Regions from separate parts of the Homo sapiens genome. Here regions 1, 2 and 4 are each linked to region 3. Evidence: chromatin loops called from intact Hi-C (ENCODE). Cell type or tissue: PC-9. All regions are shown on one strand. Region 1 overlaps ITGBL1 (integrin subunit beta like 1). Region 2 overlaps FGF14 (fibroblast growth factor 14). Region 3 overlaps NALCN (sodium leak channel, non-selective). Region 4 overlaps NALCN (sodium leak channel, non-selective).

Region 1 (5,000 bases), 180 kb after region 3:
TTATTTGGTTTAATTTCACACACCCAAAAATGCCTACGTAGGTATTAAATGTCAGCTCTTATTTTTAATGCTTTCTAGATTGCATCAGCCAAATGGGAAGAATTATAAAAAAAATGTAAATAACTACTTAAATACATTCATAAGGTCAATAATAACAAAATTTTATAATACTTCTTCATAAACCTTGGATTTGTTTTATTGCTTCTAGGTTCTCATAGTGATTTTGATAGCCTATCTTATCATTTGTTACTATATCTTTGTTAGGTATAAATGTTCAGGCTTCACCTATTACCAGGCATATTAAATTTCACAAGAGAAATGTGTAGTTACAGCTCCAAGGCAGGTGTTATGATCCTGTCAAATTGCTCAGGCTAATTTTAAATCATATCAGGTCTGTTGCTGGGAGATGTTTGAGGAACACAGGAAATTATATGGAGCCTGTTGATAACAGCCTGTCCTTATCCTGTGACCTAAAATAATACCAAACTTGCCACATTACCAACCCTCTTGTTTAAATGTAAAACCCATATTGGAGGTTTACACCAATGTCATTAAAAAAAGAAAGTTAGGATTCAAAAATATGATTGTAATTTTTGAAATCCTGGTAGCGAAAATTTAGCTGAAATTGGCAATTATATTTGACAAAATATTTAATATAAATCAATGTGATGTTTAGTTCAATTACCTCAGGAATATATAGAGTTATCACTGATGGCCTAAGGCCATGCATTCCAAGCTTGGGTGATCATAAGCATTACCTGTGGTGTGTTTCTGCAATACAGTTTCCTAAGCCCCTTTTCCGAAGTGCATTCCGTAGATGTGCAGGTTAACCAGTGTCCTCGGTGAATCTCCTGCTCAGATATACTGGCAGCACACTGGCCTAAAGTAAGGAATTCTTATGCTTTTTAAGAAACTGGATGCAGAGAGCTCTTCTGCATCAACTGAAGTATGTTCAGTCTTAGCTTGTAGGTTTTATTTCCTTACAGTTCATTAAGGTCAGAAAGAAGGGTTAATCTTCCTAACTCAAATGATGCTCCGAAGACAGGAATTGTTAACTAGGTTTGTGTTCAGTGTGAAACTGGCACAGGGGGCCTGACTGCAAACAGCCATGCAGGGAGGTTGAGGCTGAGGAGGTGGTGATGGTAAGAATGCTGGGCTTCGGAGGAGGAGATCAAATGGGCCTCCCTCATGATGAGAAGGGAGAGAAGGGATGGAGGATGGCAGGGATTGGGACTTACAGTAAACAGATACTGGTTTTTCTTGAAGGATGTTTGGATTTCACAGCCCATGCTTTTCTAACCAAGGAGCCAGCCTTAGCATTGACATTTGAGGGAGTATACAATTCCAAATGAGGTTGAAGATAAAGGAGCAATTGCTTTTTACATTAAAGGCACAGCCTTTTCAGAGCAATCTGTTCATCCTCTGTTATCACTTTAAAGGGAGTCTAGTTTTTAGCTTGATGTATACATTTAACTGACTCTCTATAATGGCAGAGAAGACTGCATGGCACTTCCAAGTTCATTTCTTTACCTTTAAGTGGATTAAGGCATATGCCTGCTTAGCTTTCCCACGTTCACTGCTTTGAGGGGAGTAAAACTGGAGTGATTTCAGGAATTGACACTGGAAGAGTTTCCTGGTCACAGGCTTTGAACCCGGAAAGACCTAAGCTGACTGTCAACTTTAACTTGAGAGAGCTGTTAACCACCTCAGTTTCCTTGTCTAAGCGGAAGAACAGAACATGTTAATAGAAAGTGCAGTTTACTGAGCATGTACTGTGTGCTCAGGCATTGTACTAAGTACCCTATGTCTTATTCGTGAACCCCCCACTACAACCTTTGGAGATATGTGTTATGTTCTGACAACAGCAATAATTTTGCGTCTTCCTCATGGAATTTTTTGTTTATGTGTGAGTGATAATGAGATTAGACTCATTAAAGATTAAAGAAGATTAAAGCCATGCCAATATTAGGTTCCCAGTTCTCAAAAAAAAGGGAGTTATATTCCTTTTCTTTCATTTGTGACTGTTCCTTTTCATCTTTTGGTGTTTTCAGGAAGCCATTTTGCCTGCAGCCGCTGAAGTGGCCCAGCTGCAGATGTTAATGGCTGTTTACCAGTAGGAGCCAAAACACCACACTAAAGAAGCTAGGAGGTGTGGTTATTTTGCCTTTTCTGTAAGATAAATTTCTTAATGCTAATGCCTCCAAATGAAGACATTTGATTTATCTCTAAAGTATATTTTTAAGTATAGAAACTGTAATGAGTGGCTAGATTACTACTCTGTTTTAAAATGTGTTACAAGACAGCTTTCATCATGTCAATCTACGGATCCAACAATTAAAAGAAAGGTTACCGAAATTGTACACAGATAGAAGTTTACTTCATATAGCCCTGGCATTCCAGTCTCTTCTAAGAATGTGAAATAAAGGATTGATAGATGGATAAACACATGGTAGATGGAGGTCTGATTCAGGTGGTGTTAAAAATCAAACAAAAATCTTTCCAAAGTAGGGATCAAATTCTACTTCTTTTGAGATATAAACTGTTTATAGCTTTGAAATGACAGTTTTCACCTCAGCACACCCATTAAATTTTTATGGAACCCTTCCTCGTCTATTAATACATGGCATATAGGAGGGGCTCAATATAATTTAGTTCCCCTTAAATGCTTTGGTATGTGATTTGGAGAGAGCAGCTGACATAGTTGAATATATATCAGATATATGGTTAGAAAAATATCGCATAGCATCTGTAGCAGAAAAATTAGTTTTCTGAAAAGAGTGAATGTAAATAATGCCAGGGAAGTATGCTTTTGAATAACATTTGGTAAGATCCATTCTGAAAGAAGAGAGTTAGGGAACTTTTATTTTATTTTATTTTTCACAGTACAGGAAAAAAGCAAAACAAAGCAACCAAATGTCCTGCTTGGGATGAGGTCATTGATATCAGAGGATGCTGCGATACTGATCAAACTGATAAAATAGCATTCAGTTTGTCTGACTCATTGGTGAAAAATAGAAACCAGTGAGAGGTGGACTAAAGGTTAGTGTGACGGTTGCTAGCTTTTAGAACAAGCAGAAAACAAAATATTTTTACTTTAAACTTTGTCTCATGAACTTAGTTGCAGTGATGGGAGCATTTAATAAAGGTAAGTAGTATTTTTCATTAAATTTTATTAGCATTTTGTTATGGACTGAATATTTGTTTACCCCCAAAATTCTGTGTTGAAATTCTAACCCCCAGTGTGATGGTATTTGGAGGTGGGGCCTTTTGGAGATAATTAGGTTTAGTTGAGTACATGAGGGTGGGGCCCCATAATGGGATCAGTACCTTTATAAGAGAAGGAAGGAACACCAAGAGCTTTCTTTCTCCACCATGTGAGGGTACAGCAAGAAGGCTGCCATCTGCAAGCCAGGAAGAGAGCCCTCACCAAGAACTGAATCTTCCCGCACTTTGTTCTTGGGCTTCCCAGTTTCCAGATCTGTGAGAAATAAATGTCAATTGTTTAAGCCACCTTTTTATGGTATTTTTGTTGTAGTAGTGCTAGCTGACTAAGACACACTTGATAAGTAGCTACTATGCACAGAGTCCTCTTAAGGAATAAAGAACAGTCTAACCCTGAAGCCAGTGAAGACAAGACTAATTAAAATAATACTACTAACAGGGCTGTGAGTAATGTGTTGTTCACACACAGTAAGTAGCCATTAATTCTGCCTGGGATTATCTTGTGGGTGGTGCTGTTTGAGCTGAGTCTTGAAGAGTAAGAGGGATTTGTAGCCTTGAGATGGTACAGCTTCTGAAGACAGGAAATTGGAAATGGGCACAGAGAAGAGGCTAAACTACAAATAAGTGTTTTGACAAAATATGCCAAACCTAACACATGTAGGCAAAGCCACATGCAGTAGTTCTGGCTCTGTTTATCTTCCTGCTCAGATTTTAGTCTGACAGATTTATAGAGAGAAGGGGCAGAGTTTCTGGTTCATTTGAGAAATCATGGCTGAATAACAGGTTTTTCCCTTGATTAGCTGGGAATCCCTAGGGTTGCCCAAGGGCCACAGATACTTACTGACATTTAGTAAAGAACCTCTAAAACATCTTCAGACTGGTCTCATTGTTAATAAGTGGTGTGACACACATTGTGTGTGTAATGTCTGTCTTGGTTTTTGGTGGACCACTTAAAAGTTTATAAAAATAGTTTTTTAAGGTTCTGATGACTTTTCTGCAATATAATTTGTAAGTGCTTATATATCTCCAACCTGTAACTATGTAAATTACTGTGAATAATTTTGTCCTTAATGAAACTCTGTCTGCTTCTCTGTCTGTGATTAAAGATTATGAATAAAATGCATCGGTCTTTTTTGTCCTACATTCTCCTCTGCAAGGTCAGGAGATAGGGTTTGTCAGGGCCCAGTTCTAGCACTGTCTTAAGACTCCATCCTCAGACCCTCCTTCTCCCCGTTACCATCACTGCAAAACTTACCCTATAAAGCAGATAGCTTCCAAATTAACCTACTTTGAACATTTTTTATCATTATGAGCAACTTCATCTAGCAGATATAAGTAGTGAAGTTTTATTCAGATTGTTACATTTGAAGGGATTTTATAATTTGTCACATTACGGTAGAGAGCCCTGTGGCCTCCCAAATTGTAACAACTTTTCCTCCATCACACATTGTCATTTTCTTATGCCACACATTCTTCTGATGATTTTTAAGTGGATTTGTAAGATGAAAAATTCTGAATCACCTGGATGAGCATTGCTTTCTTTTTCTTTATTTTTTTTTAAATTATACTTTAAGTGCTGGGATACATGAGCAGAATGTGCAGGTTTGTTACATAGGTATACACATGCCATGGTGGTTTGCTGCACCCATTAACTCGTCATCTGCGTTAGGTATTTCTCCTAATGCTATCCTCCCCTTAGCCCTCCACCCCCTGACAGGGCCCCGGTGTGTGATGTTCCCCTCCCTGGGTTCATATGTTCTCATTGTTCAACTCCCACT
Region 2 (5,000 bases), 450 kb after region 3:
CAACTGGTGGGAAAGTCTGAGTGGCTTCCTCATGAAGTAATTGAATTGCATTTTTTCTCTTTCAACTCTAATTTGCAAAGGAAAGTTTAGCCCCATGTCAGCTTTAGGCTGGGTTAGTGATAAGAGTATATGCTTATTCTCAACCCACATACACTTTTCAAGAACGTCTTCTATAGTTTTAAAATGGGAGTTTTTTAATTAATGGAAAAAGTACCTAATCTTAAAGACAGGAGTAGCTATTCTCAGGTAAATAATACATGAACAAGAGAGATTGTAAAAGTTATTAGTGTAGCTCTTCCCAATTCTATATAAAAATCATATGCCATTGTTACAGATACTATTTTAGTACGAGAGCACAGCAGGCTGAATTTTCTTGGAAGAAAGGTTTCAATTCAGACTGCAACCTTCCTTCAAAAATACAATAATGATAAAGCCACCCATCCTTCAAAGACTTACCTTTTTCCAAAGTTAATATCTCCTTATGAACTTAGATTAAAGTTAAAAATTTATTTTAGACTAATTCATGCCACATAAAACCTTTCTTTGTGTTTTAATAGAAATGCATTTTTATAATATGCTATTTTTCTGGCTTGTAGAGGTAGATAAAAATGAAAGTCATTTGTACCTGAGAATCCAAGTTTAATTGCCGTAGTCTTGTTTTGCATGAGTTTAGTTGTTTTTTTTATTTGTAAGATAACCATTCAGTGTTCTAGAAACACTCTTTAAAATAGTCTTAAAGCCAGGCACGGTGGCTCACGCCTGTAATCCCAGCACTTTGGGAGGCTGAGGTGGGCGGATCACGAGGTCAGGAGATTGAGATCATCCTGGCCAACATGGTGAAACCCCGTCTCTACTAAAAATACAAAAATTAGCCGGGTGCGGTGGCACATGCCTGTAATCCCAGCTACTGGGGAGGCTGAGGCAGGAGAACTGCTTGAATCCAGGAGGCGGAGGTTGCCATGAGCTGAGATCGTGCCACTGCACTCCAGCCTGGGTGACAGAGCAAGACTCCTTCCTCCACCACCAAAAAAACAAAAAACAAACAAACAAACAAACAAAAAACTGTCCTAGAAAAGAAGCAAATAACAGTTGAATCTACATATTTTCATACAATTGGCACTATCCTGAGCCCAGATTTTTTCTGTCAATAATTATTAAAGATCAAATTTTAAAAAATTAAGTTAGTATAAAAAGTGCTCAGAATACATAAATATTACTTGTATTCATAGTGTTGCAAATTTTGAGTTGAAATTTTAAGTACTACAAAAAAATATTTATTGAGGTGGTTTTAAGAATAACATTGAACTCTGATATCAAACCGAGAGATTTTAGCAGAGGAGTTATAACACAAATGTTTTACTTTCTAAATCTGAACTATAAAAGATAAACCAAATATGGTGTTCAACATTAATTTCTTAAGGTTGACCTAAACTGAGCTCTCTAATTACTATGTGAACATTTGGATTTTCTTTTTCTCCTTTGGTATCTAGAGAATATGTTTGTCTTATTTCTAAATCACCATATAAAACTTAACAAAGTCCTATAGCCTTTTGTTTGCTTGTTTTTATGAAACAAATTTGGGGTTCTATTTTCTCATATGTTTAGTTGTGTGTGTCTTTTGGGAGAAAAGGGGGGAATATATTTTGAATTGGAATTGAAGCAGATAATTTTAAAATTCAGAGCTGAATTTATTAATAAGGAATTTTATCCTAAAATACAAACTGAGAAATTTGCAATAGCTTGGTTTTAAATATTCCCACAAGACTAATAGATTATTTAGAAATTGAAAGTTATTAATTATTCATGTAAGAATCACTTCTCAGCCTCTCCTTCACCTTGAGTAAACAGTTATACAATCCAATTTTATGAGATGGCTACAGAAGATGCCCTTACTTTATATGCACCCTGATTTAGATAAAGGTCACCCTCTAGTGGGGTTGATATGTATTTCAATCTCAAACCTCACTCAATTGCCTTGCCTTTGAATAGCAAAATGATTGATTTTGAAAACCAAATGCAAATCCAGGTTCAGGGATTTTTATCAGCGTGTCAAAGATGAAGAGATACAGATTATTGTATTTAGCCCCAGGAAACTGGGATTAAGAAATTCAAAGACCCACTAAGCTTATTAATGTCATGTTAAAGTCATTGTGAATACCTTAAAGTGGATTTAAATGACAGTAGAAAAGTAAGTAGCCTGGTCCTAATTTCTAAAATGGAAGAATAAAAATCTGCCATTTTCCTGGTTAAGTATCACAATTTTAGAACTTCTGCATCCCATTTAGAACTTATATATATAAAACATCTAACATGACTGCTTATATTGTAGGCAACCTGTGGATTCTCTTGAAGTTAAACAATTAGAAAATAAGAGCAGTGTTTGTAAATTAAATATAAGCTCAATAATATGCTTACTATTTATTGAACACTTACCTTGAACTAAGTGCCTTTTTGTACATTATCTTAGTTTTATAATGACAACAGAAAATAATCTAAAGAAAAACTATGAAGGATCAATTATCATTGTTTTATTCAGACAAGGAAATGGAAGCTGAGAGCAGCAGTTCTAACTTTAGCATGCATCAGAATCACCCAGAAAGCTAGTTAAAATGTAAGTCTGGGGACAGAGTAGGAGCGAGTTTGCATTTCTAACAAGTTCCCAGGTGATGCTGATGCTGTTTGTCTAGGGACCACACTTTGTAAATCACTGCACCAAGTTAGAATGCAAATATGGCTTTTGCTAGCAAATTCCTTCAGTGTGAGTATGATGAGCACTTGCTAGTAGCTTAATATATTTTACTCTTCTGCCCTTGTAGAGCATAACATGGTAACTATGTGGACCTAGTAACAATAAAGATACAGTAACCATAAAGACACAATAACTAAATAATTGCAGGGCTTGCTTGGCACCCAGAAATCTAAACCTAATACTTTCTCTTATTTCTTGACCTAACTTTCTAGTTCTCTATGTGGTTGGCAACAAATCGAAAAAGTCCATGAAAGGATGTAACATCCTACAGGAACATATGTAGTGACTGAGTATAGATCAGCAGTCCTCACAATTCAGTGTGCATTTGTATCTGGGCCCCATGAATTTCAAATCAGCAGTTCTGGGTTGAGGGATGAGGTATCTGCTCTAATAAGCACCCTAGATGATTCTGATGTAGGTGTTGTTTCCAACATGCTTTGAGACAATCTGACTTAAAGATTCAACAGATGTTTGGTTGCTTCTTCCATGAGAAAACAACAATAACAAAAGCACCTTTTCCATGAGAGATCAAATTTCCAACCAAATCTTGGTTTAGAGCATGCCAGAGCTCTGACTATGACTGCTTTCTGAGTCAAGTGCAGAACAGAGCTACTACTGCACAGAGTTATCGTGAGTATTGTCATTTTGACAATTCTGCATCCAAACACACGTTGATTTGGGTAGAGTCACAAGACAGGTGAGAGGTAAGAGCCTATCCCTAACTTTTCTGTCCCCTTCCACTAACCCCAGCAATTAGGGAACCGTAGATGATGTCATGTGGCCAATGAGATGCTCTCAACTGGGAGTCTGAATCTTGAGGGGGTGAGGCACATATATATGTACATGTATTAGGGAACCTGGGATGGAGTAGAGAATGCAGTGATGAATCCAAGAGTGATCAGGATGGCTAAAGATCATAACGCATCAGTGGGCAATAAGCAGTTAGCGGAGGTGGGGCCAGTGGTGCAGCCCATGCAGACTGTATCTGGCTGGGCTATTTCTCTTCTCTCCCATAGTAGCTTGGTTGCCTGGGATTCATACAGATTCTCTGAGTGCCCATTACCCTTCCGACCCATTGTTACGATTCTTAACATCTGATCCCTAGGTTGGAAAGACAGGTTCACATCATTCAATGAATAACTGTCTCACCTATTTTAATTTTACATATGACCTTCTTACTGATGTGACTCCTGGGAAAATAACTTAATCTTTTGGGCTTCAGTTTGCTCAGCTGTAAAATTAAGAGGGAGGAGGCAATGTTCTCTATGGCACTTCTCAGTCCTTAAGATCCTGTCCTATTTAGCCTTATAATAGTCTTTGGGTGGGAGCTATTACTGTAGAGAAAAGAGGATCAGATTTGTTATCTAGCCCTTTTCTGCAGAGGTAGAAATGGAATTTAGATAAATGAAAGGATCAGCCTGGAAGTTTCAGAGGCTGTTTCCCTCTCTTCTTATAAGCTAAACTTAGTGGCAGCTAAAAAACCTAATAAACTCCTAAGAGGAAAAAGGATTTCCCAACTGACAGAGAAATCTTGTGTTTCTTCATCTAATACCAACCCCTGAGCCTGCAAAAAATAGGGGTGACTCCAATGGTCTTTTCCGCACAGAATACAGTACTAGCAACTAAAGAGAAAATCCACTTTTTCATACAACATAGGGTAACAAAGTATCCTTAGATGGAACTATTTTTGATGGAAACAAACCTGAGTGAAATATGAACCAGTACGTGAGAATGAAAGGCAAGACTATTCCTATCAGATTCTTTGAAAGCATTTCAGTTCCTAGAGTCTGGGAAATAAAATATATCTATTTGGGGCTTACTCTACGTTCACTGCTTCCTGTCTAGCTTTCACCCTCTATTAAAAAGGCTTTTGTCTAAGACCTTCACTTATTTGGTGACTTAATATTCACCCTATCAATACCTATTGTTAAATGATGCCTATTCACATGATAATTTTCAGAGTCACAAAGACTGTCGCAGGGAGAGTTAAAGTGGCAACAAAATCGATGAAAAGTAAGCATAAAGTGCACTTTGAAAATGGCTTTCCAGTGTTTCACGTGCTCAAAGAACTGTTCATGCTGTTCCCTTGATCAAAAGCCGTCAGTGGCTCCCCATCCCTTAAACTGCTTTTGGCATGTGATACTCTGAAATTGCCTTAACCAACCACCTCATCCATCCATGTACTCATTCAAATGGTAACAAGTGCTTACTGAGCATCTATTGCATGCTGATCACCTGATATAGTATTTTC
Region 3 (5,000 bases):
GGGGCCATTATTGTTATGAACTTCTAAGTCAGGGTAAGGTCTCAGCTTCATTTTCCTGCTACTATTATGGAGATCCTTGGGTGCTTAGCCCCTCTTTGTCGCTTGGAGAAAAACCTCATGTTTTGGTATGATTAGCTTCTGAGCAGAGCGATGGTGGTCTGGGCCCCATTAGACAGCTCCAACCCATGGAAGCCACAGACAACTGTTGGCCACAAACCCAGAACAGTCATAACTTTGAACTTCCTAGGACTGTCACAGATTACACAGATGGAGAGAAACATCCTGTTACACACCAGGCCTTTCTCTATTTCAGTTCTCCACCAACACACTGGCAAGTCGTTCTTATCACTCTTACATTAAAAATGAAAAGACTGTGGCTTAATGAGACTAAACACATCCCTGAGTTCACCCAGAGTGGATGTCTGGAGCGGCATTCCAATGAATCCGTGCTCGCCTCCACAGACTATGTTCTTTCCACTCTGCCATGCATGTCTGAACTTTCTGAAACTTTTCTTGGCTTGGTTTTGAGGAATTTGAACAAATTCCTGTCTGGTATACTTTGTGAGAGCAAAAATTCTGCTTTTAAAGTTAAACAGACTAGCCCAAGAAAAGGGAAGGGAGGAGGGGTGAAATTTCCTTCCTGCATTTTGGATTAGCAATAGTTCTTCTGTGCTTTTGCTTGGGTTGAGGAGAACATTTCTCTGCCTTCTCTGCACTCTTAGCTCCTCAAATGATTGTCCAACAAGAGTAGGTAAAGATAGTTTTAAATATTCTTAGAGTTCTAACCAAAATCCGATATTTAAAATTTAAAAAGCAGCAAGATTTTAATTATTTTCACTAATCTGTTAGGTAAATCAGAACAATATAAAATTTAGCAGTGACTCTGGTTTAGCTTTTGGGTGTATTGGGTGTACCTTTTGGATATTCCATACGATTACTGAAATTCTAACTATGGCTTTGTTCTGTGTTAAAAATGTAATCATTTGAGAAATATAAAATAGAGAAATTAGTTTATAACAATAAATTTGTTTTGACTTCAATAAATGAAGTCAAATTTCATGGCTTCATTTTTGGAATATATTTATAATGGACTGGGCATTTTGTCCTTTGGTTATTTAAGCCTGTAGTAGATATTGCTGCTTGCGACTCTAGACTCATTCTTCTCTTCTTCCTGGGCGCATGGCTGCTCAGTGAGGGAATATGTTTCCTAGAATTTCCTGCAAGGAGTTGTGGCCTTGTGACAAAGTTCTTCCTGATGTATGCAACTCCCAAGCCATCTACAAAAACTCCTTCCCTGGACTCATTTTTCCCTTCCCTTCCACCAGCTAGAAATAGAGAAGCCAAGGACAGACTTGGAGAGTAAGTGTTGAGTTTGGCAGAGATGCCACAGAGGCCTGCACTTTGGGATGACTTCATGGGGCCCAGCTCATCCAAATACCCACATACCCAGGATGGCAGCTTCAGAAAGAAATCAACTTGTGTCTTGCTTGAGCCATTGTGTTGTGAGTTCTCTCTTTAAAGCTTACTTTACCCCAACTATTACATAGACTGAGACTCAAAGTAGCTATGGTCCGTGGGCCCAGTTCTCAGAAACGGCTGATGTTCACAAGGATGTCTGTTTGGAAAAAATATGCTAACTAAAAATTATTGACATACAGACATTTTAGGATTTCACACAAGTATATGAAGCAGATTGGACGGTTCAGGGAAACAAAACAAGGCAAAGTTCCAACTGATGTCTGATAAAACAGCTCTTTTTTTCTCACAAAAGCCACTCTACTAACCTTGCCCTAAGTTACTGGCATACCAAGACACAGAAATTCACACTTCATACCTACACTTAGCCCGAAGAATGAACTCCACCCATAGATCTAAAATAACAAGGTAAAATGTACAATTTAATGTCACATAAAGATTTGCTTAAGATTCTTTGAAATGTTCAAAGGAGATACTTTGAATATGAGATTGTTACTTTTTAAATATAGGGTTTTGGTTTCATGACTAATGGTATGATTCAACAACATGGAGCAATAAATTATTTCTCAAGAAAAAGCATTATACTTTAATTTGTCCCATTTCAAGGCTTTAAAAATCTTGCCAAAATAATGCTATTTTTACCAAATAAAATGTTAAAATACAGGCAAAGTCTTAAGAATAATACACACACACACACAATTCAACATTACTAAACTCAGACATACCAAAGAAATTCACATTCTTGAAAGGACTACCAAGCCTGCATCTTGTTATTCTAGGCAAACAAATATGAGAAATATTTAGTACTGGAATAGGAAGTATTTTGGCAAGTTTTTGCAAGTGCTTTGACCTCACAGTTCATGACCATAATGAATGGCCACCTCAGTGATATAAATCAGACACCACATAGTTTGATAAAATGTAGGGATACATTTCCTCATCTGTCAATCAAAGCATGCTCATTGGCCACTTCAGCACATCAACCACCCCATATTCATTTTGTCTATTGGCAAATAATTCCTAAGACAGTCTGTCTTAAATTTCAGCAAGACTCTAGTGTAATGCCTTGTGGTTTGAGTGAAATTCACATCATGTAACCAAGCTTTTGCAAATTTGATCATTTTACTTTATGGAAAATATTTTCATCTCAGCCATTGTTGACTTTGTATTCTTGACAAGAATTAAGCAAGTCTCATTGATCCTTTACTGTGTCAAAGAAAACAATTTTAAAAAAATTGAGCATGTGTAGTTTTCATTATTCAATCATGTTTTCTGTTTTGACATAAAAAGTGAAAAAATTCTACCAGCTATAGCATTTTCAATCTAATCACATTACTGGAACTTAACATGTAATGAAACCGAGATCCTCATATTTCCCCTCAAACATGCTCTTCTGGAAGTTAATGGCAAGTCTATCTAATCACTGAGGCCAGAAGCTTTAGAATGATCTTTTCCTTTTAACACACAGCCAATCTCTTAGTAAATCCCATAAAGTAAACATGAACACTATATTCAGCATCTTCTGTGACCTCCACTGCTACCACCTTTGTCCAAGCCACTGCCATCTCTCGCCTGGACTCTTAGGACAGTCTCTTCTGTCATTGCTTCCCTTGATTCTATTCTCTGCCCAGCAAGCAGAGTTGTCCTGATCAGTTTTGTCTCGCCTCTACTCAAAATGCTCCACGGGCTTTCCATCTCATTTAAAAGGAATAGCCAAGGTCATTACGTTGCCCTGGAAGGCTCTACGTGATCCATTCCTTGTTACCTTTCCAATCGTATTCCCTTTCTCTTTCTCCATAGCTTCATTCAAGACCTGTTGGCCTCCTCATATGAGGAGGAGAGCATGGGGCATGCTTCCTTCTCAAGGCCTTTGCAAGGGCTGTTCCCGATGCCCTGCACACTCTTCCCCAGAGAGCCATGTGACTTGCCCCTTCCCAACTACTACATTTTCCTTGAAGGGACACCTTCATGGCCACCTTATCTGAAACTGCAATTCCTGCTCACACCTTCCCCTCTCTTTGTCTGCTTTCCTTTTCTCCTTGACACTTATTACTACGTAGCATGCTATTTATTTTACTTACTTATTTTCATTATTTCCTGTTTCCTTTGGTAGAATTTGTCAACTCCATGAAAGCAAGGATTTTTTCTCTGTTTTTCACTGTTGTGATCAAATGCCTAGCACATAGTGGGTCCTCAATAAACTATTTTTGAATATTGAATGGATAAAATATTTTCCCATATAATCAATTGACCAGGAAGGAAACTGATAGAAAAATAGTAAAGAAACACATTCACATATAATGGAAATAAAGTCAGAACTGAATCAGAAAATAGGATATTCACATATGGAATGTGTAAAAAAATCTCTTGATGGGGATGGCACTGAATCTGTAAATTACCATGGGCAGTGTGGCCATTTTCACGATATTGATTCTTCCTACCCATGAGCATGGAATGTTCTTCCATTTGTTTGTATCCTCTTTTATTTCATTGAGCAGTGGTTTGTAGTTCTCCTTGAAGAGGTCCTTCACATCCCTCGTAAGTTGGATTGCTAGGTATTTTATTCTCTTTGAAGCAACTGTGAATGGGAGTTCACTCATGATTTGGCTCTCTGTTTGTCTGTTATTGGTGTATAAGAATGCTTGTGATTTTTGCACATTGATTTTGTATCCTGAGACTTTGCTGAAGTTGCTTATCAGCTTAAGGAGATTTTGGGCTGAGACAATGGGGTTTTCTAGATATATAATCATGTCATCTGCAAACAGGGACAATTTGACTTCCTCTTTTCCTAATTGAATACCCTTTATTTCCTTCTCCTGCCTAATTGCCCTGGCCAGGACTTCCAACATTATGTTGAATAGGAGTGGTGAGAGAGGGCATCCCTGTCTTGTGCCAGTTTTCAAAGGGAATGCTTCCATTTTTGCCCATTCAGTATGATATTGGCTGTGGGTTTGTCATAGATAGCTCTTATTATTTTGAGATACGTCCCATCAATACCTAATTTATTGAGAGTTTTTAGCATGAAGGGCTGTTGAATTTTGTCAAAGGCCTTTTCTGCATGTATTGAGATAATCATGTGGTTTTTGTCTTTGGTTCTGTTTATATGCTGGATTACATTTATTGATTTGCGTATGTTGAACCAGCCTTGCATCCCAGGGATGAAGCCCACCTGATCATGGTGGATAAGCTTTTTGATGTGCTGCTGGATTCGGTTTGCCAGTATTTTATTGAGGATTTTTGCATCAATGTTCATCAAAGATATTGGTCTAAAATTCTCTTTTTTGGTTGTGTCTCTGCCCGGCTTTGGTATCAGGATGATGCTGGCCTCATAAAATGAGTTAGGGAGGATTCCCTCTTTTTCTATTGATTGGAATAGTTTCAGAAGGAATGGTACCAGTTCCTCCTTGTACCTCTGGTAGAATTCGGCTGTGAATCCATCTGGTCCCGGACTTTTTTTGGTTGGTAAGCTATTGATTATTGCCACAATTTCAGAGCCTGTTATTGGTCTATTCAGAGATTCAACT
Region 4 (5,000 bases), 160 kb before region 3:
AAAAAAACTTTTGTTTTAACAAACAAAAACAAAAATATAAACTTTTCTTTTTTAAAGATATGGGATCTTGCAATGTTGCCCAGGCTGGCCTCAAACTCCTGGGCTCAAGGGATCCTCTTGCCTCAGCCTCCTGAGTAGCCGGGACTACAGGTGCGAGCTGCCATGCCTGGTCAAAATCTCAATCTTCAATCTAGGCTCAGAGGCCTTTTTTTGGCCCCTCCCTGCCTGTCCAGCCTCAGCTAGCTCTATCCCCACACCGGGTTCCAGTCACATCCTTCAGTTGCTTGGAAACATCTGCACCCTCTGCCTCAGAACCTCTGTGCCTCCCCCACCTCTGCCGGCCCTCTGCTGGCCCTCTGCTGGGTTCCCCTTTCTTCCTCTTTTTCTCTTGAACTCCATCAAATTCTACTTGTTTTCTAGATTTCAGTTCCACTAGAAATTCCTCACAGAAGCTTTCTCTGACAAAGTTTTCCTCTTACAAGCTCATAACATGGTAGGATGAATCCTATAATATTGCTGTTTGTGTGGCTCAAAGCAGTTGAACATCTGCAATTTCTTACGGGTCAATTGAATCCACAATACATTAGTTTCCTAGGACTCCTGTCACACATTACCACTAGATCATTAGCTTAACACAATAGAAATTTACTCTCTCAGCATTCTGGAGGCTAGAAGTCAAAAACCAAGGCGCCAGCAGGGCCATGCTCTCTCTGAAGGCTCCAGGCGAGAGTCCTTCCTTGCCTTTCTCTTGTTTCTCATGATTCTCAGCCATGCTCGGAGTTCCCTGGCTTGTAGCTGTAACACCCCATCCCTGCTTCTGTCACCACATGGCCTTCTGGGCCTGCGTGTTTCTGTGTCTCTGAATCTGAATCCCCCTCTCCTTTTCCTTATAGATGCCAAACACTGGACCATCCAGAACAATTAACTTAACTGGTTACCTCTGCAAAGACCCAATTTCCAAAGATGGTCTCATTCTGAGGATCCAGCTGGACAAAAATTTTGGGGGAATGCCTTAAACCCCCTACTCGTACTGTCGTTTGACACTATATTGTGTGACCCCTTGCACAACAGTTCTCTTTTCCCTGAGACTGTAAACTTGGTGAGGACAGGAACCATGCAGGGCTCTGCTCATTATTCCACGGGCAGTGGCTGGCATGGCACTGGACACAAGGTGAGCTGAGCAAATATTCAGTGAAGGAATAATGGTATTGATCAGGTGGCGGAACTCAACTCTAAGCTAAACTCTCCAGCAGACAACTGGGAAATAAAAGAAAAGATTTTAGATATATCCTGAAGGGTAGAGAGATAAGCATAAAATATCTATTGATTGATTGAATAAATTTGTTAGTGTGGAGTATGCGTGTCCTTAGATTCACAGAAGAGAATAAAATTAGACTCCTGTGTCGTTTAACCTGAACTGATGTCTGTCGTTGACAAACTAATGAATGTTTAGACAAAGTACAGATATAAAAATTTTGTAGGCTGGGCGCAGTGGCTCACGCCTGTAATCCCAGTACTTTGGGAGGCCGAGGTGGGCGGATCACGAGGTAAGGAGATCGAGACCATCCTGGCTAACACGGTGAAACCCCGTCTCTGCTAAAAATACAAAAAATTAGCTGGGCGTGGTGGCAGGCGCCTGTAGTCCCAGCTACTAGGGAGGCTGAGGCAGGAGAATGGCGTGAACCCGGGAGGTGGAGCTTACAGTGAGCCAAGATTGTGCCACTGCACTCCAGCCTGGGGGACACAGCGAGACTGTCTCAAAAAAAAAAAAAAAAAATTATAAAGGGACATGTTGGAGAAATGGCAAGTTATATTTTATCGAATATCCTTGAATATATTGTTTAACATATGTAGGATACCAACAGTCACCTTGTTTACACATTTTAAAAATGGGTTTCACCCGCATTCTAATTGGTATTAGAGATATTTACACTCCCCAAAGCTTGTACGCTCCTTAGGAACAAGATACCATTTTAAATTTACTTCTATAGTACATTCTAGGGAGTAGAAATAGAACTCTTTGTAAATAAATGAATTAGAACTCAGCACAACTTGGTCATTGCGCTGTGAAACTACAAAGAACAGACGGGAAGCTCTTTTTGGAGACTCAGAAGGTTCTTCACGATTGTGCAAACCTGGCATCATTGCCCTACAGTTGTGCATTAAGGGCCAGTTAACACAGAGAAGGATGAGCGGCTGCTTGAAGGGTGAGTATTTTGAATCTCATGGCTGAGGCACTGAATCAAACCTCCTAAAAGCAAGGACTTGTTCTTCTGGACAGCAGTTCCCATGCACTCTTTGCTGTTATTAAGAGAGAAGCAGCATCAACTAAAAATGAGCACAGGTAAATCCAGCAGCCCTGTGGATCCTCTCCTAGGTGCGTGCCTGCAAGAACTGCGTGCACACCCACAAGGCACAAGCCCTCCCTTGGCCACAGCAGTGTCAGTTGTTAAAAGTCCCAAAATGTGAACTGTCCAAATGCCCACTAGCAGTTGAGTGGGAAAATACATTTGGGTTTATTTAAATATTTGAATGAGTGAACTACATCTCAGTGTAAGAAATGTGGATTTCACAACATAACATTGAGTGAAGGGAGCCAGACGCAACAACAGAGTACATACTGTTGTATGTACTCCATTCCACGTGGAGGAAGTTAAACCAGCAGGTGGCACTGACGTGTGCTGCCGGGTGTCTGCAGAGTGGTCGTCCTGGGTGGGGGTGGCGGGGAGCGGGAGGGAGTATGGAAAGGAGCTTCTAAGGCACAGTCAATATTTCCTGAGCAGGGTGCTGGGTGTGTTCAGTTTACAAAAATGTATACTATACCTCTTTCTATATGTATATTAGAGTTCAGTTAAAAGTTTTTCAAAAGGGAAGATGATGCAGTTAAGCAAAATTATTCCATTCTTACTTCGGCACTATCAGCCACCAAAACTTTGACGTCTTTCCCAACCCATGATTTTGACCAAGCTACAGACACAGAAAAAGGAAGAAAGAGTAAGATGGGAGTAGACAGGGTGTGTGTTGGTGGTGGGGGATGAGGTGACCATGATACACAAAGTATTACATGTTATTTTGAAGCCACTATTAAGTTTCTTTAAAATGTAATGAAATGGTATTCTACCTTTTATCCAAATTCTTTCCCCTTTTTTGCATTTAAGCAAAGATTTTGCAAGATTAAATTTACTTTGATGCAAATGAATGAATAATATATATTATAAGAAGTGGTTATGAATTTTTAAGATCATTATACTATACCAAGAAAAGAAGATCTTTTAACATAAAGTAATTATAATTGTAAATGTCCATTTAAAAAGTGTTTTTAAGATCATGATTCTTGAAGGAAAAGAACACAGTGTAGAGAATCCTAGGATTTTATTTCTCATATTGAAAAATCTAATGTAAAGAACAGTACAAAGGAAGTTTATAATGGCCTCAGCTGAGCATGAAGTCTGGCTGCAACCGAGAGATCAAATGATAGCTTTGTCACACATTCACATGGTAAAGAAAAGCACATTTGCAAGAATGAAATTAGAATCAAAGAAACAAACTTCAAACCTTGAGCTTTAAAACTAGAAGTCGTCTAAGCTCAGTGCTATTCTACGGCTCAGCATCTGCCTGGCTGAGATATCATTACACATCGGGCGGCTGAAATCCTCTGCTTTCCCTGACTTCTCAAGAGACTTCGGGTGTAATTGCTCTGCACGACACATACTGTGTTCTGCCTCATCGCTTAAATCTTCCCTATTTCAGCCTGTGCTTTCTTCTGTTAAAATATTCAAACATTATTCAGTTTCAGTTCCTTTCTGATTGCTGTGAGGAATAACTGAATTGAAGAATTACATTAAATAAAAATTTTTGTAATTTTTTGGTATGATTTCCCAAAAGAAAACAATTTAAAAAACATTCAGACTTGGGAGATTCTCATTTTGAAATCTAGTCCGTGTTAGTTTGAAAACTGTGCATAGATTTGTGAGTTGATGTAACTGTAGAATATTTTTTGGTTGTTCAATATAGGAAAAATAACCACATTATCTTCAATCAGAAGAAAGGAGTCCCTCCTCTTTGTTATGTGAATAAATTAAGGCTGAAGTCTCTTTGCTTCTTTACACAGTGGCTTTAGCTATTTTTTCTGTATCTATATATATGACATAGCAATTCAGAACATAGAGTCTTGCTAAGGCGTAAACTATTATTTTTCAAGGGAGTTTCTCTTGCTAATTTGTATATGTGATTTTACAACCCAAATCGCACAGTCAAAACAGATGGGGCATCTGGAATAATGATCACACATGTTGGTTTTTAATAATACCTCTGTGTAATTATAAAACCTTAATATGCAAATACAAAGAATATCCCTCACTGGCCTGTGAAATCCAATACAGAATTTCTTCAGGTGGGTGGGCACTGTCTTTTCTGCTGTGGACAAAAGGCAACCAAGTCAAATTAGTGCATAGAAGACAGCGATACTGTACAGTTTTCAAACGTTTCATCAAAAAACATGTTTAAGTCACTAATTTTTCCCCGTTTTACAAAAATATTTAATACACCCAGTATATCCAAGGTCAAAGTGGGGTTTTCAATTATTTGGACGCATCGACTGAAGCCACAGATAGAAATTGGAGGGCTCATTTCTTGGTTAGCCTATGGGCCATAAAAGCTACATTTTTATGTGATAGCTGACATCCAAAATGTTCATAACATTAGCTGATTAACTGCATGTGCTGTATCCTGGCTGGTTACTCATTCGTCCAAGCAGCATGTCCCTTAAGTAAGTATGAAGAGAAGCTCTGTTTTCGGAGGGGCGGATGCACTGGGCAATTAAGTGGCTGTTTTGTGTTTGTTGGTTTGGGAGCTCAGCAGAGCACTTATAACAGACTGTTGCATTCCTGCCACTTATGATATCCCTGAAGTGTGCATAAAATGTTTACTTTCATGCTGTTATCACAACCCTTAAGATCTTACAAGCTTTAAATGTCCTTCAGAAGGTTACTTTGTGCAAC

Evidence for each region. Hi-C counts contacts between places; a loop is a spot of excess contacts. Peaks named below come from ENCODE experiments on the same cell type or tissue, not always from the same donor. Only the 100,000 strongest peaks of a DNase experiment are listed, where the experiment ranks them.
Region 1: a loop joins it to region 3, with 19 times the contacts of the local background. A loop is called at or near these places in 3 of 110 quality-filtered maps.
Region 2: it touches region 3 in a loop (3-fold over the local background); 2 of 110 quality-filtered maps call a loop at or near these places.
Region 4: a loop joins it to region 3, with 4 times the contacts of the local background. A loop is called at or near these places in 15 of 110 quality-filtered maps.

The regions. Positions count from the first base shown.
Region 1 is chr13:101,486,856-101,491,855 of GRCh38, forward strand. The region is part of intron 2 of ITGBL1 (integrin subunit beta like 1); the gene reads left to right. Among named protein-coding and RNA genes, the nearest start is that of ITGBL1, 37 kb to the left of the region's middle. In PC-9, no CTCF peak of the experiment used is centred here; DNase peaks (open chromatin) are centred at 356, 2,986, 3,306, 3,996 and 2 weaker places; H3K4me3 peaks cover 1,991 bases; H3K27ac peaks cover 4,988 bases.
Region 2 is chr13:101,755,716-101,760,715 of GRCh38, forward strand. All of the region lies in intron 3 of FGF14 (fibroblast growth factor 14), which reads right to left. Among named protein-coding and RNA genes, the nearest start is that of FGF14, 160 kb to the right of the region's middle. In PC-9, CTCF peaks have their summits at 1,929 (motif pointing left) and 2,140; a DNase peak (open chromatin) is centred at 1,906.
Region 3 is chr13:101,307,069-101,312,068 of GRCh38, forward strand. All of the region lies in intron 7 of NALCN (sodium leak channel, non-selective), which reads right to left. Among named protein-coding and RNA genes, the nearest start is that of NALCN, 110 kb to the right of the region's middle. In PC-9, no CTCF peak of the experiment used is centred here; a DNase peak (open chromatin) is centred at 2,353; H3K27ac peaks cover 752 bases.
Region 4 is chr13:101,147,532-101,152,531 of GRCh38, forward strand. The region is part of intron 15 of NALCN (sodium leak channel, non-selective); the gene reads right to left. Among named protein-coding and RNA genes, the nearest start is that of LINC00411, 210 kb to the left of the region's middle. In PC-9, a CTCF peak has its summit at 2,696 (motif pointing right); no DNase peak of the experiment used is centred here.